Regions from separate parts of the Homo sapiens genome. Here region 2 is linked to region 1. Evidence: chromatin loops called from intact Hi-C (ENCODE). Cell type or tissue: heart right ventricle. All regions are shown on one strand. Links, peaks and the distances in the headings refer to the core of each region. The heading gives the core; the rest is flanking DNA.

Region 1 (5,389 bases), core at 205-5,204:
GACACAACTGCAGTTCTTAGGCAACCGCTAGCACTGGATAGGGCTTAGAGCCAGTGGACTAAGGTGGCATGTGACCTAGAAAGACACCAGTGGGGTTGCTAAGGAAATGCTTAACCCACCCCTCCCCCAACCCCAGACAGCACAACTCACAGCAACAAAAGTGACTCCTTCCTTCTACTTGAGGAGAGGGGAGCAAAGAATAAAGACGGCTTTGTCTTGTATCTTGGATACCAGCTTATCCACAGTAGGAACACTGGGTAGAGTTGTGAGGCTTGTTGTATAAGAAATGCTAAAGGACGTTCTTTAATCTGAAACAAAATGATGTTAATGAGCAAGAAGAAATTATCTGAAGGTCCAAAACTCACTAGTAATAGTAAGCACGCAGAAAAACACAGAATAGTATAACATTGCAATTGTGGAGTGTAAACTGCTCTTCACTTAAATGATGAATCAATCAAAAACATAACTACAACTTCAAGACATAGACAGTACAATAAGACACAATAACAACAAAAAATTAAAAAGCAGGAAGATGGAGTTAAAGTGTAGAATTTTTGTTAGTTTTCTTTTCGTTGTTCATTTGTTTGTTTATGCAGTTAGGGTTAAGCAGTCACAGATTTAAAATAATGGATTATACGATAGTATTTACAAACCTTGTGGTAACCTGAAATTGGGAAATATACAATGGATACACACAAAATACAATTTTAAAAAGCAATAAATTAAATTATACTGCCAGAGAAAATCACTTTCACTAAAATGAAGACAGAAAGTAAGAAAGAAGAGAAAAAAATCACCAAAAAAAAAAAAAAATCAGAAGGCAAATAACCAAATGGCAAGAGTAAGTCCTTACTTATCAATAGTAACGTTGAATGTAAAAAGACTAAACTCTCCAATCAAAAGACACAGAGTAGCTGAGTGGATAAAAAAGCAAGAACCAGTGATCTGTTACCTGTAAGAAACACATTTCACCTGTAAAAATACACAAAGACTGGAAATAAAGGGATGAAAATAGATATTTCATGTCAACTGAAACCAAAAAAAGAGCAAGAATAGCTATTCTTAGACAAAATAGATTTCAAGATAAAAGCTGTAAGAAGAGACAAAGAAGGTCATTATATAATGATAAAGGGGTTGATTCAGCAAGAGGATATAACAATTGTTAATATATATGCACCCAACACTGGAGCACCCAGATATATAAGGGAAATATTATTAGAGCTAAAGAGAGAGATAGGCCCCAATACAATAGTAGCTGGAGATTTCAACGGCTCACTTTCAGCATTGGACAGATCTTTAAGACAGAAAAGCAACAAAGAAACATTGGACTTAATTTGCAACACAGATCAAATGGACCTAATTAAATATTTAAAGAACATTTAATCCAATGGTTACAGAATACAAATTTGTCTCCTCAGCACATGAATCATTCTCAAGGATAGACCACACGTTCGGTCACAAAACAAGACTTAAAACATTAAAAAAATTAAAATAATATCAAGCATCTTCTCCAACCACAATGGAATGAAACTAGAAATCAATAAGAAATTTTGGAACCTATACAAACACATGAAAATTAAACAACATGCTTCTGAATGACCATTGTATCAATGAAGATATTAAGAAGGAAACTGACAATTTTCTTGAAACAAATGATGATGAAAACACAACATACCAAAACTTATGGGATACAGTGAAAGCTGTACTAAAAGGGAAATTTATAGCATTAAGTGCCTACATCGAAAAAAAAGAAAAATTCAAATAAATAACCTAATGATGCATCTTAAAGAACTGGAGAAGTCATTCTGGGAGGCTAAGGCAGGTAGATTGCTTGAGTCGAAGAGTTTGAGACCAGCCTGGGCAACATGGCGAAACCCCATCTCTACAAAAAATGCCCTAGCTTGGACCCAGGGTGCGTGTCTCCCCCACAGGGGGCACCCCAAAGCGGCAAGAAGTCCCCAGGGGCACAGAGACAGGAGGCCAGGCTTGCAAGGGGACATTGAGGCAGCCGGGGAAAAAAAGCGGTGAGGCCGAGGAGGAGGCTGGGGTCGTCCCGTGGAGGTCAGTGCCTCCTTGGCAGCCCCTGTGCCTGCCCGGGGGTGTTGTGGAGTCCTGGCTTGCACGCAGGGTGCGTGTCTCCCCAATGGGAGGCACCCCAAAGGGGCAAGAACTCCCCAGGGGCACAGGGACAGGAAGCCAGGCTTGCAGGGGGTCATTGAGGCAGCCCAGGATAAAAGCAGTGAGGCCGAGGAGGGGGCTGGGGTTTTCCTGTGGAGGCCAGTGCCTTCCGGGCAGCCCCTGTGCTGGGCCCCGGGGTGTCCTGGAGTCCCTGGCTTGCACCCAGAATGCGTGTCTGCCTAGGCTGCCATGGGAAGGTTTCTTGAGCTCAGAAGCGCAAGGCTGCAGTGGGCTGTAATTACATCATGACAGTGCAGCCTAGGCCACAGAGGAAAACCCTGTCTCAAAAAAAAAAAAAAAAAAGAAAGAACTAGAAAAGCAAGAGCAAACTAAATCCCAAATTAGTAGAATTAAAGAAATAATAAAGATTAGAGGAGAAATAAATGAATATGAAATAAAACAATATCAAAGAGTAATAAAACAAAATGTTTGAGTTTGAAAAGACAGTTGACAAACATTTAGCCAGACTAGTGAAAAAAGGAGACAAGACCTAAATAAATAAAATCAGAGATGAAAAAGGAGACATTACAACTGACACCACAGAAATTTGAAGGATCATTAGTAGCTACTATGAGCAACAAGTTGGAAAATGTAGAGGAAATAAATTCCTAGACATGTATAACCTACCGAGACTGAAACATGAAGAAATCCAAACTTGGACATACCAATAACAAGTAACGAGATAGAAGCTATAATAAAAATTCTCCCAGTTAAGAAAAGCTTGGGACCCAGTGGCTTCCCTGCTGAATTCTATCAAACTTTTAAAGAAGTATTGACACCAATCCTACTCAAACTATTCTTAAAAATAGAGGAGGAGGGAATACTTTCAAACTCATTCTATGAGGCCAGTATTACCTGATACCAAAGCCAGACAAAGACATATTAAAATAAAAAACTATAGGCCAATTCCTCTGATGAATATTGGTGCAAAAATCCACAATAAAATACTAGCAAACTAAATTCAAAAATACATTATAATGATCATTCATCATGACAAGTGGGATTTATCCCTGGGATCCAAGGATGGATGGTTCAACATATCTAATTCAGTCAATGTGATACATCACATCAACAGAATAAATGACAAAAAAAATGATCATTTCAACTGATGCTGAAAAAGCAATTGAGAAAATCCACCATCACATTATGATAAAAATCCACAAAAAACTGGTTATAGAAGGAACATACCTCAACTTAATAAAAGCCATACTTTACAGACCCACAGCTAGTATCATATTGAATGGGGAAAAACCGAAAGCCTTTCCTCTAAGATCTGTAACATGACAAGGATGCCCACTTTCACCACTGTTAATTCAACATGGTACTGGAAATCATAGCTAGAGCAATCAGACAAGAGAAAGAAAGAAATAAAGGATATCTGCACTGGAAAGGAAGAAGTCAAGTTATCCTTGTTTGCAGATGACATAATCTCATATTTGAGAAAACCTAAAGACTACACCAAGAAAACTATTAGAACTCATAAATAAATTCAGTAAGTTGCAGGATACCAAATCAACATACAACAATCAGTAGCATGTCTAGACACCAAGAGTGAACAATCTGAAAAAGAAATAAAAGAAGTAATTCCATTTACAATAGACACAAATAAAATTAAATACCTAAGAAATAAGTTAACCAAAGAAAGGAAAGATCTCTACAAAAAAAACTATAAAACACTGATAAAATAAATTGAAGAGGACACCAAAAAATGAAAAGATATTCCATGTTCATTGATTGGAAGAACAAATATTTTTAAAATGTCCATACTACCCAAAGCAATCTACAAAATCAATACACTCTCTATCAGAATACCAATGACATTCTTCACAGAAATAGAAAAAACAATCCTAAAATTTATATGGAACCACAAAAGATCCCGAATAGCCAAACCTATCCTGAGCAAAAAGAACAAAACAGGAGGAATCACTTTACCTGACTTCCAATTATACTGCAGAGCTATAGTAACCAAAACAGCATGGTACTGACATAAAAACAGACACATAGATGAATGAAACAGAATAGAGAACACGGAAAAAAATCCATAAATCTACAGTGAACCCATTTTTGACAAAGGTTCCTAGAACATACACTGGGGAAAGACAGCCTCTTCGATAAATGGTGCTAAGAAAACTGGATACCCATATGCAAGAATGGATGAATGAATGAAGAATGAAAGAGAATGAAACTTCTCCCCTGTATTAGTCCATTTTCATACTGCTATAAAGACATACCCAAGATTGGGTAATTTATAAAGAAAAGAGGTTTAATTGACTCTCAGTTCTGCAGGGCTTGGGAGGCCTTGGGGAACTTACAATCATGGTAGAAGCAGAAGAGGCACTTCTTACATGGCAGCAGGCAAGAGAGAGTGGTGAGGGAAGGGGGAAGAGCCCCTTATAAAACCACCATATATGGTGAGAGCTTACTTGCTATCATGAGAACAGCATGGGAGAAATCGCCCCCATGATTCAATTACCTCCAACTCGCAGTAAGTGGAGGACAAGTGGGGATTATGGACATGGCAACCCCTATGGCTTGCCATATAAAAAAATCAAATAAAAATCATTTAAAGACTTAAATCTAAGGCCTTAAACTATGAAACCACTGCAATAAAGCCTTAGGGAAACTCTCCAGGTCATTGGTCTGGGCAAAAATTTCTTGAGTAATACACCACAAGCACTGGCAACCAAAGCAAAAATGGACAAATGGAATCAAGTCAAGTTAAAAAGCTTCTACACAGCGATGGAAACAATCAACAAAGGGAAAGGACAACCCACAGGATGGGAGAAAATATGTGCAAACTATCCATCTGACAATGGATTAGTAACCAGAATAGTGAGGAGCTCAAACAACTCTATAGGAAAAAATCTGGTCTGATTAAAAAATGGTCAAAATATTTGAATAGACATTTCTTAAAAGAAAATATACAAATGGTAAACAGGCATATGAAAAGGTGCTCAACATCACTGCTCATCAGAGATATGCAAATCAAAACTATAATGAGATACCATCTTCTCCCAGTTAAAATGTCAGTTATTCAAAAGAGAAGCAATAACAAATGCTGGTGAGAATATGGAGAAAAGGGAACCCTCAGACACTGTTGGTGGGAATGCAAATTAGTACAACCAGTATGAAGAACAGTTTGGAGGTTTCTCAAGAAACTAAACATAGAGCTACCATAAAATCCAGCAGTCCCACTGCTGTGTATATAGCC
Region 2 (5,389 bases), core at 235-5,234, 91 kb before region 1:
ACAGAAACATGATAGCATTGGGAAACTTTAAAATAGCTCTCTCAGCATGGTGATACAGAAAACAGAGGATTTGAAAATTTACTAAATTACTAAATTTTAATAAAATACAAATAATTTGCTAAATTATATAAGCTATTCTAATAAATGCATATGAACTTCTATCCTGTACACAAAAATGACTCTCCCGTTGTTCATCGAATATATTTTTTAAATTAATGATATATTAGACAATAAAAAGGCAACATTTTTCCCAAATCAAAAATTACGGAGGCCACATTTTGTGAACTCTACTGTCATTAATTTCTGATTAGTCCATCATTTCATTGTTTAAATGTCGTATTTGACCTAGTAGTTATTAAGCGTTTGTTACTTGTTTTTTATTTCAGCATAGTGTATTCTTTTTTTTCCCTTCAACTTTTATTTCAGATTCAGGGGCTACATATACAGGCTTATTATCGGGGTATATTGTGCGATGCTGAGGTTTGGGGTGTGAATGAGCCTGTCACCTAGGTACTGAGTATATACCCAACAGTTTGTTTTTCAGCCCTTTCTCCTCTCCCTCCTCTAGTAGTCCCCAGTGTCTACTGCTGCCATCTTTATGTCCATGAGTATCCAATGTTTAGCTCCCACTTGTGTGTGAGAAGACATCGTATTTGGTTTGCTGTTCTTGCATTACTTCATTTAGGATAATGTCCAGCTGCATTCATGTTGTTGCAAATGACATGATCTCTTTCCCTTTTTACGGCTGCACAGTATTCTATGGTGTGCATATACCCAGTATGGTGGATTATCTTCGATCACATTTTGGCTAAGCGAGTTTTGAAATGGCGTAAGTCTTTTTCCCTCCAGTGTTTTATTCATTCATTATTGATATTAACTAGTATTTATAGACTCATTTATTATAGACTCAATCACTTTCTACTGTCAAATGGGAAATGAAAAAGACTCACTGATGTTTCTTGGTGTTGTGTATTGATGGTATAATTATTGGAAATTTCCTATACAGGGGACTATTGTCAAGGATCAGAACTTCTTTTATCCTGCTCCTTTGCAGATGGATCACTTTTCGTATTCATTGCTGTTTTTTAGAATAGTTTTCCATTCAGAACAAAGGGTAGATTCAGTTGGGCAGCAAGGAGATTTGTCTAACAGGAGCAAAAAAGGAGATCTGAAAAAGGAAGAAGGGATTATCCAGACTATGATGGCCAGATGGAAAGCAGGGCCGGGCATCAGGCGATGAGGACAGCCCACAAGGAGACAGTTTGTGTCTATGAATGGTACAGTCCTACACTCATGAGGTCGACTTGTAAAACCATTTGAGTGGTTGATTCACACTGAGAGATGAAAACTCATTTTCTTGATTGTTTTGGTTAGGAAGGGTTCTAGAAGAAAATAGTTGACTGAGTTTCTTGAAGGGAGAATGATGAAGAACAGAGAGAGCACTGCAATTATCCTGCTTTGAGACTGCTGAATGTACACGTTTTATTTCAGCCAGGGTTATGTGAAAAGATGAGGCTGTAAAAATAAGGATGAAATAAAAATAGGTGGAGATAAGTGCATTGCATTTCTAATTACCTACTGAGCAGTAGTACATAATGAGAGAATTGATACTAAATGCAACAATGCAATTAGAAATATTTTATTGGGTTTTTGCAAGTAACATTTGATATCTGTTTTTTAGTGATTAAAGAATCATGAATTCCAGCAAGTACACAATTGTACATTTTTGCAATTCATTATCATCGGTATAGGCAGAATGAGTTGCCGTATTATTTACATGGGGCAGAACCAAATGGGTTGATCACAGCCCTCAAGGTCTCCCTGCCCAATAACAGCCATTTTGGACACATTCCAGAAAATGGTTTAACTTTGTAAATAATGCAATCTTTCTACAATTTCCTTTCCCTCTAGGTTTTGTCTCTCGAATAATTTCAGGTGTGATCCTTGGTGTCATTGCACTAAGACCCAGCAAGGGTCTGGTGCTGGACAGGTAACGTTGAACAGAGAAACCGGAATGTTCACCCGCACTGCTGGGCTCTGCAGTTTGCACTGCAGCATCGTTTGGTAAAATAACTTGTGAGAGGAGATAATGTTGTTTGAAAGAGTTCTTTAGATCCAGTTATATATGCATTTTCTTTGGTTTTCTTTAGTGATTGCCATTCTTCCTGTCACGCTGAGAGGAGCACCTGGAGACGCTGATGTCTTCCTTTTCCTTGTGAAAGGAAGGCCACGGGTGGCTCAGGTGGTGCGCCCACTGACACAGTAACGGGAAAGGAAATTCATGGTCTCAGGCCATTGTGACCTTCGACATTTTGACATGGAAGATTTTAAAATACAAACTTAAAAAATTATAATTATGGCAACACTGAGACATTGTTCATCAAGCTTGTGGCTTCTGAAACAGATCCCATAATGTCAAACTAAGTTATGGGTCAGTGTTTTATATGGCACAGTTAAATAGCTTCCATATTTCCATGTAATTTTCTCATTGGAATTAACTTTTATATTTAACACACAGATTTGATTCCTTTAAGGAATATTTTCTGCCATCAAATTTGACAGACTCACTTCTCCTGTTGTGAATTTTTATTTACAGTAATTATATCTCTTGACAAATTTTTATAGATCGAATTTTGCAGTTCTACAATTCAGGATATTGTGATTTATCTGCCAGTTTTAAAGCAACAGAAAATCTTACTGTATGCGGTTTCAGTCAGTGTCAGTTTTACCTCTTTTTAATTATTTTCTGAAGTGAATGCACCATTTTGCCTCACCAGCAACACTGGAATTGTGTAACTAGGAGGATTATGGCTGCCTCTGCTGAGTCCTGCAGGTTGGAAGTGGAGGAAAGCCAGCAGTAACGGGCCTCAGCCAGCTCCCACACAAACTGAAGGGCCGGGTCTCTCTCCCACCACACCCCACACGACAGCCCAAAGTCTGTTTCCAGGAAGAGGGTGAGAAGGACTTGAAAATTTGCCTGAAGCTATCCGCCTCCCAGCTGTGAGAGAAAAGGGCTTGGTTCTTCCCCTGCCTGTGAATTCCTGCCCTCCCTGAGTTCTGGCCAGGAGGTTTCTCACTGGGTTCAAATTGTTACAAAGTTAAGGGAGAGAATTCCTTCTCCCTGTGGAGTTTTACCCCCTGCTCCTCTGCCCACCTTCCCAATGGATCCTTGTGGTGCCAGGCAGGAATGGGCTGCTGGGGACCGAGCGAGCTCCCAGGGCCTTTCTGCTGCTTTGTCCTACCCCTGTATTTCACTGGCTCTCTAACTTGACTCAGCTCCGGGTCAAGTCCAAAACTTCTCCCGCAAACAGACCTTCAGCTTCTCTAGTTGGTGGGGTGTGTTCGGGGGAGGAGGGTCTCCCTTTCCCACCTCTGCACCTGGGGCACTCACAGTATTTGGGGTGTCCTGCAAGGAGCTGTCTGCTTCTTTCAGAGAGCCTGCAGGTCCTCTGAGAATTGCTGATTTGTTCTTGCAGTCCATCTGGAGCTAAAATTCACAATGCAAGCCTCTGCATGCTACTCTGTCCAGAGCTGCAAACTAGTCCTCTCTACCATATTTTTCTAACATGATTTCTGAGTTTTCTCTTCTTTTCAAGGACTCCTTATGCCACACTGATTTTCTTCTGTTTTCTTCTAGAAGTTTTAGAGTTTTAGCTCATACATTTAGAACTATAACACCTTTTTGTATTAATGTTTTATGTATATTGTGAGGCAATGGTTGAGCTTAATTTTTCCTCCCAAACTGTTACCCAATTATTACAGCAAGCATTCTTTAAAAGGACTGTTTTGTTCTCATTGAATTTTCTTGGAATCTTTACCAAAAGCCAACTGACTATGTATGTTTGCATCGGTTTTTGTATACTCTGTTCTGTTCCATTGATGTGTATATTGTGCCAATACTACACTCTTTTGATTAGTTTAGTTTGCTGTAATTTTTTAAAACCAATTGCATAAGTCCTCCAAACTTATTCTTGTTTTTCAATTTGTCTTGGCTATTCTAGGTCACTTCCATAGGTTCTGAGAATAAGAGAATCAGTAGTTTCTGGTATTCTTCCTTGTGTCCTTTGTACGAGAGTGGATGCCTGGGCAAGGTATGCTGCTGAAAGACTGCATAGCCCAGCAGTTTTCTTTCACCTAGATATGGTCATGTGACACATTTCTGGCCAATCAGATGCAAGCATAAGTGTTGCCTTAGGACTTCCAAGAAGGCTCTTTGCGGGAGTAAGGCGGCACCCTTCTGGCTTTTCTTTGTCTTTGTTTGAAATGAAATGTAGAAGTAATGACGGGCTAGAGCTTTTGAAAGACAGATACTTTTAACGATGAGATAATCTATTGAAGATGGAAGCCGGCACTGAAGAGCAGAACAATAGGAACTGGAAGCCCTTGATTATTTTTTGTTTCCTTTTTTAAAACCATAGCGTCACCAGACCAGATTTTTTCTGGATTCTTTTATGTGAAAGGAAAATAAACTTCTATGTTGCTTAATCCTGGTATTTTGCATTGTTCTGTCACATGCAGCCAAACTGACATGGGTTCTAAGATTTACCTTTTCTGTCCACACATCTTAGAGAGAAGGTAATTTTATCCTTGCCTGTTCCAATGCAGTGTAAATGGATCTTTATTCTTCATAGGTTTATTCCCTGATTAATGGGGACAGTTTGAATTAAATTCTCTCTCATTAAAATGAGTACTCTTTCAAATAGTACCTAGATAGTCGTTGTGTATCCATTTCTCCCTAGTCAGCTCTTGTACTTAGGAGAAAGCTGATCCTTAGCTTTGGGGTGTTTCCTTTCGGTTTGTGTCAATTAACATAAAAGATAACTGTGCACCAGCGGCCCGTGACCTAAGCATGAGCTGTTCCTGCAGCCAACATAGAATTAGTAATCTGCAAAAGACATAGTGACGAGACAGCATCTCTTAGCATCTGGGTCAAGAAAACTTGTACTTTATTCCTCAATTGGACTTCCAGGTACGTGAACCAATACATAATTATTTAATCCAGTCTAAGTTGAGTTTTCTGCAATGTAAATATGCCTGCATTGATGAATATATTGTTTTATGGAGCTCTCTAAGAAAGTACAGAAGGAGTTACAGGCAATGGTTGTGCTGTTGGTATCTGGAAGCCATGTTGCTTTGTCTCCCAGGGCTTTTTCTTGGTATTTACTAAAATCCATCATCTGACAGGTTCTCTCAACGGGGAGTGCATCCCAAGAAATTTTTGTCTTCCCTCTCAAACTTGATCTGTTCTGTCCACTGTGAGAGTGAATTCATTACTTTCATGTGAAGTTATTTTAAGTAGATAGCCTTCACATCAAGAAATTTAGTTTGTGGTGTTTACATGCATATTTTTCTGCTTTAGCTTGCTCAAGTTGAAATTCACCTGCAAAAA

The links. Hi-C counts contacts between places; a loop is a spot of excess contacts. Peaks named below come from ENCODE experiments on the same cell type or tissue, not always from the same donor. Only the 100,000 strongest peaks of a DNase experiment are listed, where the experiment ranks them.
Region 2: it touches region 1 in a loop (5-fold over the local background); 30 of 110 quality-filtered maps call a loop at or near these places.

Annotation. Positions count from the first base shown.
Region 1 is chr18:11,299,870-11,305,258 of GRCh38, reverse strand. No RefSeq gene overlaps it. Among named protein-coding and RNA genes, the nearest start is that of LINC01928, 150 kb to the left of the region's middle. In heart right ventricle, for the core only: no CTCF peak of the experiment used is centred there; no DNase peak of the experiment used is centred there.
Region 2 is chr18:11,391,266-11,396,654 of GRCh38, reverse strand. The region is part of intron 1 of LOC107985173 (a long non-coding RNA gene); the gene reads left to right. The region is part of intron 1 of LOC124904250 (a long non-coding RNA gene); the gene reads left to right. It overlaps LOC105371995 (a long non-coding RNA gene), which reads left to right and starts at 4,880. Exons shown (of 2, transcript NR_188006.1): 1 at 4,880-4,969. In heart right ventricle, for the core only: no CTCF peak of the experiment used is centred there; a DNase peak (open chromatin) is centred at 2,914.